Linked DNA regions of Homo sapiens: region 2 is linked to region 1. A link is a contact called in ENCODE Hi-C or POLR2A ChIA-PET data. All regions are on one chromosome and are shown on one strand. Each heading gives the region's core, a stretch centred on a gene start or an enhancer-like site at or near the end of the contact. The rest is flanking DNA. Distances are from core to core; before and after follow the strand shown.

Region 1 (3,260 bases), core at 77-2,576:
GTAGTCAAATGTATAAAGACAGAAGGTAGAATGGTGGTTATCAGGGTCTGTAAGGAGGAGGAAATGGGAAGAGTTGTGTTTAGTGGTTACAGAATTTCACTTTGAAAGATGGAAAGGTTCTGGAAATGCATGGTGGTGATGGATACCAAACAATGTGAATGCACTTAATGATACAGAAGTGGACACTTCAAAGCAGTTAAAATGATAAATTTTATGCTACATATTTTACTACAATAAAAAGTTCCTGAATCACCAGCTATTATGACTTCTACAATATGCAGACATTAATTTTATACTATTTTGTGGTCAAGTTTCATCTTCTTTATGAAATCTTTCCAACCTATTAGACAGAATTGTCACGCCAATCTGCATTTCTTCTATACATACACATACATATATTTCTGAACATATACTGCACTGTATTTATTTGACTTGATTCTGTAAGATCCATGAAGGTGAGGAGTATGTCACTTTTCTCATCATAGTCAAATGTCATGAGCCACAAAAGCCATTCAGGTTGTTTACTGAGCTTATCACTTTAATTAGGACTTAAATCTTCCATCATTATATCCATTAAATAACATTGATTGTGCTTGCAGACTGTAGATATCCACCCTAATATTAGTTCTTTTTCTTTTCTAATTTTTTTGAGATGGTGGTCTCACTATGTTGCCCAAGCTGCTCTTGAACTCCTGGACTCAAGCAATCCTCTCACTTCAGCCTCCCAAAGTGTTGGGATTAGAGGCGTGAGCCACTGTACCCAGCCTAGTTCTTTAATTTTACTATATTTGCCTAAAGATAACCCAAAATAATCCACATGCTTTGTAGACTGGAGTTTCCTATCTGTTCAATAGTGAGCTGGAGAGAAAGACTGTACAAGGTTCAACATTCCCAAGATAAAATCTCTCAGTTGTCCTAAAAAAAAAGGCCTGCCAGACTGCTAACAGTACTATAGGGGCCTGAGGGACATTAGGAATAGGAAATAGATGCAGTAGCATTAATTCTTTCAAAACACCACTGATGGGTTAGCCTGGCCACACAGAATTATGGCACCTGGCACCTGATTTACTAGATACCATCTACTAATTACAACATCTCATGGTCAGGAATCTTAAGCAGAATTTTGAAAACCTGTCATCCTCCAGAATAGCAGTGTTTATGCAAGCCATTACCCACATATCAGGATGTCCAAAATTCTACTCGTGTTGGGCATTCGAGCATGAGTGTTGGTTTCAATTATTGCTCATTCATTGTTACATGAGAGAAGGAACAGCTGACATAACCGAGAATCCACTGCCAGGTCCCAGGTTCTGCAGCCTTGTGAACTCATTTAATTGGAGTGTGGTAACCTTGGCACGTATCTAGTGGTGAGCTGGAGCTGGCTTGCACTAGCTCAGGAGCTATGTGCATCTCTCCCCAGTTTAGGGCTTCAAAGACATTCCCCTGGGACCTTGAAATAGACTATGGTGGGAGTATCTATGCCATGTGAATGCTTCAAATCTGGGCTTTTTGTTTTGTTTTGTTTTGTTTTTAAGAGCTGATTGTTAAACATTTGCCAGTACACCAGTGTGTGTGGTGGTTTTCATTGTAGTGGTTTCTCTTGTAGTGGTTTTCATTTTTATTTTTACTCTAAAATATCCCATGGATTGCCTGGGTTTGAAGCCAGTCCCAACACCGCCATTTCCTAGCTATGAAACCTCAGGCAATTTACTGAAGTCTCTCTTTGCTTCAGTTTCCTCATCTATAAAACAGGGATAGTAATAACTCTTCTTCACAAACCCCAAGCTTGGGAAATGGCAGTGCTAATCATCTACTACATAGGTTCTCAAGGGTACCATTGGGATCAACGTGTCACTTGGGAACTTCCTGGAAATGCAAATTCTTGAGTTCATCTATGCTTGTGAATCAAAACCTCTGAGGGTGGTGCCCAGCAATCTGTGCTTTAATAAGCCTGCCAGCAGGCAGCAGGTATGCCGAGTTGCCAATTGGGCCCCATTCTTCACTGGCCTAACACCAACAAAACTAGGGAATAGTAACACAGTATCAGACACAGAATCACCGCCAACTCACAGACCTAAAGCCCCAAAAATAAAGGAATTGCTAAGATTTTTCCTCTGAAATTAAGAAAGTTTTGGAACAAGAATTTTAGAGATAATTAAAGCATGTAGCATTTAACCTGTATATATTCCTAAATGGTTTTTATACTGCAAATTAGTTTTAACAACTTTAGATAGCTTACAAAAAATGACTTTCTTATAAACACAGTACCTCCATTAATTTTTTATTATAATTAATCTTTAAATAATTTTATTTTTATTATAATTGTGTTTTATTACAATTTTTATTATATAAACACAACACCTTCCAATAAGGAAAACAAATCAAAAAGCTCTATCATGAGCCCACAGGACTTCCATTGTCCACTAATCCTTGCAATTGCAAAGTGTATCAGATTCCAGATTCAGTAACCCAAGGAGATAACCCAGTCACTGTCTTTGACTAGATGGGGGATGGAGGGTAGGTGGTGCTCTGCAAAGCTTTCATGCAAAGGGTCAGACAGAAAATATTTCAGGCGTTGTGAACCATACAATCTCTGCTGTGGCTACTCAAACTGCCGTTGTAGTGGAGAAGTAGCCTTAGACAATATTCAAGTGAATAAACATGATTATGTTCCAATAAAACTTTATTTATAATAACAGGCTGCATATTTGGCTTGTGGGCTATAGTGCTGAACCTTGGAGTAACCGCTAGACTATGAAATAACAAGATGCATTCTTAGAACCAGGTGTTGGCAAGTACTTTCAAAGACTGTAGATTACTAAACAGCATCCCATGGCAGGCAGGTCTGTTAATCTGCACTACAGTTGGTAAATCATTTACACAGGACATTCTGAATTTAATTGCTTCTCACCAACTCCAGATTTCCCTATCTCCCCTAACACGTGAAAGAAGATACTTTATGCTTGCAAATGTACAAATTGAAAAATATTAATAAGATAAAAGAGGAACTTGTTTTCATCAAAGTTTTATTTATAATGTTAGTTTCATTAAAAACCCCATGAGAAAAAGAATTGCTAAGATCCACCTGAAGGATAAAACCCTAAGTAGTCCAAGAGTATTTTAGGAAAATGTATGAACTAAAAAGAAAAAAAGACCTCGAAAATTGCTAAGAGAGTAGATTTTACATGTTCTCACCACAAAAAAAAAAAAAAAAGCTAATGGTGAGGTAATGCACATGTTAATTAGCTCAATTCAGCCGT
Region 2 (2,857 bases), core at 302-2,801, 230 kb before region 1:
AAAGTTTATCTTCTAAATATATCAAGAAAAATATTTTTAGGAGAGCTGATTCAACTCGGAATCAGCTGTGATTCAATATCTTTGATGGATTTTGAACATCTACAATTCACAATCTTTTGTGCTAAACACCACAGGGAACAATACAAAGATGATTAACACGGTATAGATACTGTCCCTCAAAGAGCATAGTGAACGGAAAAGGACAACTTCAGGGAAAATGATCAGTTGTGAATCTGAGTCCATATTGGCTACTGCAGCTCCAAATTGAGACAGAACAAATAAAGGACCTCAGAACTAAAGAACTATTTTATTCCCAAGTCTAGATCAGTTGTTTTAAAAGCATGGTAGAATGACAGTATATGGAAGACTGACACTATTTTAAATAGTGTCATTCTACTATGCTTTTTAAACAACTGATCTAGACTTGGTAATAAAATAATGCCAAAAATATCTGTATTTGTCCACTTCAATTTGTTAATCATAATTATAAGCCTATGATGTTATTTGCCTAAATTCACCTCCTTAATGTAGGTACAGGTGACCAAAGCTGAAGCAAATGTACTGTCAGTTTTCATTCTCCAGAGAAAAATCCTGGGTCTTCATTAATTTATTCAGCAAGTTTTCCGTCTTAAGTCAGATTCCCTAAAAGCAGAGCCTGAGACGGGGATTCTTGTCTCAGAAATTCTTTGAGGGATTATTACTCTCAGGGAAAAAGGGAATGGGGCAGCCAGCAGATAGGGCAGAGGAAGCAAGCTGAGCACGAATGTGGTCTCAGCAGAAGCCTCAGCCAGATCTCACAGGGAGCTTCAATCGTACCACAGAGTTGGTTCCATCTAGGAGCAAGGGGGCTGACATTTTGTACCCCCTTACCAACCAGTCAATGGCTACAGGCTATAAGCTGAGGGGCTGAGGAGGGATGGAAGAGGGAAATAAACCTTCCCAAGTGAAGAGGGGTGCCTGTTGGCCAGGACAATTCTCCGTGGACTAACGCAGCCAAACAGTGAACAATCGAGAAATCGATGGAAGAATACACATTTCCTGGGCATCTAAGTGATGCCAACAGAACCCACTACATCATCTTACAATGTTAAATGCCTATTCTTACCTTAAAATGAGAGGCAGGACTGGCTAGGTGATGCCTAAGGATGATTCCCAGCCTTGACATGCTGGTATTCTCACATATCCTATCCGTGGCTGATATAGTCTGTGCGGATGAAAATTCCAAAACCGAAGACAGGATTTCGCACTTGCTAAAGTTGGAGCTCCCAGGCGCTGAGATCCAATTTGGGCCTGGGAGAGTGGGGAGGGAGAGCAATCTGCCCAGTGAAGGAGAGCTGCGCTAAAGGCAAGGTTTTACTTCTTTTTATCCCTTAGCGAAAAGCCCACTGCCTCTGAAAGTAGCACGGTGTGGCCACACGGACACATGGGGGAAGTCAGTCAGAGGCGCTCCAACAGAACGGCCAGAAGCCCCTTTCCTGGCTTACCAGGCAGCCTCCTTCCCCTAACTCCTCCAGAAACAGCGCTCCTCTGAAGACGCGGGGGGAGGGTCTTCCGGCCCCACACCCCACCTTCCGCAACGCCAGGAGTGGTTCCTCAGCATTATGGCGTCATTTCCGAGTCAGACCCGCTCTTCTCTCCCCATGTCAACAGAGGGCGACAGGGAGCACCAAGCCGAGGCGTGCTTTTTGGTTCCAATCTACGCCCTCCACAAAACCCATGAGCAAGCTTCACTGTCATCCTGCCCCTTTTTTTTATTCACGTCTATTTTATAAACCCCACACCCTGGCTACATGATCAGCCGAATCATGTTGCAATTACATGTCTGCATTCAAAACCCTGAGGGCCCCGCTCAAATCTAGGAACTGCTGTTTACTAACTTACTTCACCTGGGGCAGGTTACCCAACTTCTCCATTCTTTGACATTCTCGTCCATAAAATGAGAATAACAGCAGCAACCTCACAGTATTATTGTGACGATTAGACAAGTTACTACTTGTAAAACTCAGAACAGCGCTTAGCAGAGCACCCAATAAATACCAGCAATCATTATTCTGTTAGGGACCACAGTACAGAATATTGAAGCTAGGGACTAGAGAAGCAGCACTTTAGAGGGGACCTAGCCTAGGTCTCACTGGTACTCATTAGATGTACGGCAGGCCACCTTTATTCTTGGGCAACCTGTCCCAAGATCCCCCAGTGGAATCCTGAAACTGTGGATAGTACTGAATCCTACAAATACTATGATTTTTCCTTTTTTTTTTTTTTTTTTTTTTTTGAGACGGAGTCTCACTCGTCACCCAGGCTGGAGTGCAGTGGCGCAATCTCGGCTCACTGCAAGCTCCGCCTCCCGGGTTCACGCCATTCTCTGGCCTCAGCCTCCCAAGTAGCTGGGACTACAGGCGCCTGCCACCACGCCAGGCTAATTTTTTGTTTTTAGTAGAGACAGAGTTTCACCTTGTTAGCCAGGATGGTCTGGATCTCCTGACCTCGTGATCTGCCCACCTCGGCCTCCCAAAGTGTTGGGATTACAGGCGTGAGCCACCACGCCTGGCCATGATTTTTCTTATACGTACATGCTGATACGGTTTGGCTGTGTCCTCACTCAAATCTCATCTTGAATTGTAGCTCGCATAATTTCCACCTTGTGAGAGGGACCTGGTAGGAGATAATTGAATCATGGGAGCCGTTTCCCCCATACTGTTATCATGGTAGTGAATAAGTCTTACAAGATCTGACGGTTTTATAAGGGGAAACCCCTTTTGTTTGGTTCTCATTTCTCTCTTCCCTGACACCACGTAAGATGTGACTTGCTCCTCCTTGCCTTCGCCATGATTGTGAGGCCTTCCCAGCCACGTGG

What was found. A loop is a pair of places that touch in the nucleus more often than their neighbours do. ChIA-PET counts read pairs that join two places held with the same protein, here RNA polymerase II (POLR2A). Pooled maps may share reads with other maps.
Region 2: a map of PC-9 shows a loop between it and region 1 (2.4-fold over the local background). The contact joins the promoter of TTN-AS1 here to the enhancer-like site in region 1. A Hi-C loop is called at or near these places in 1 of 168 maps with a recorded cell type or tissue (PC-9), 4 of 37 single-sample maps with no recorded cell type and 12 of 50 pooled maps. POLR2A ChIA-PET finds 5 or more read pairs at or near these places in 2 of 52 experiments (H1 and PC-9).

The regions. Positions count from the first base shown.
Region 1 is chr2:178,294,822-178,298,081 of GRCh38, reverse strand. The region is part of intron 2 of OSBPL6 (oxysterol binding protein like 6); the gene reads right to left. Among named protein-coding and RNA genes, the nearest start is that of OSBPL6, 100 kb to the right of the region's middle. Within about 2 kb of position 1,326, at least 3 of the 41 ENCODE cell types and tissues checked have a DNase peak (open chromatin) inside an H3K27ac peak, as active enhancers do.
Region 2 is chr2:178,521,885-178,524,741 of GRCh38, reverse strand. TTN-AS1 (TTN antisense RNA 1) reads right to left here and starts at 1,551. Exons shown (of 7, transcript NR_038271.1): 1 at 1,106-1,551. RefSeq lists enhancers at 1,524-1,673, 1,350-1,862.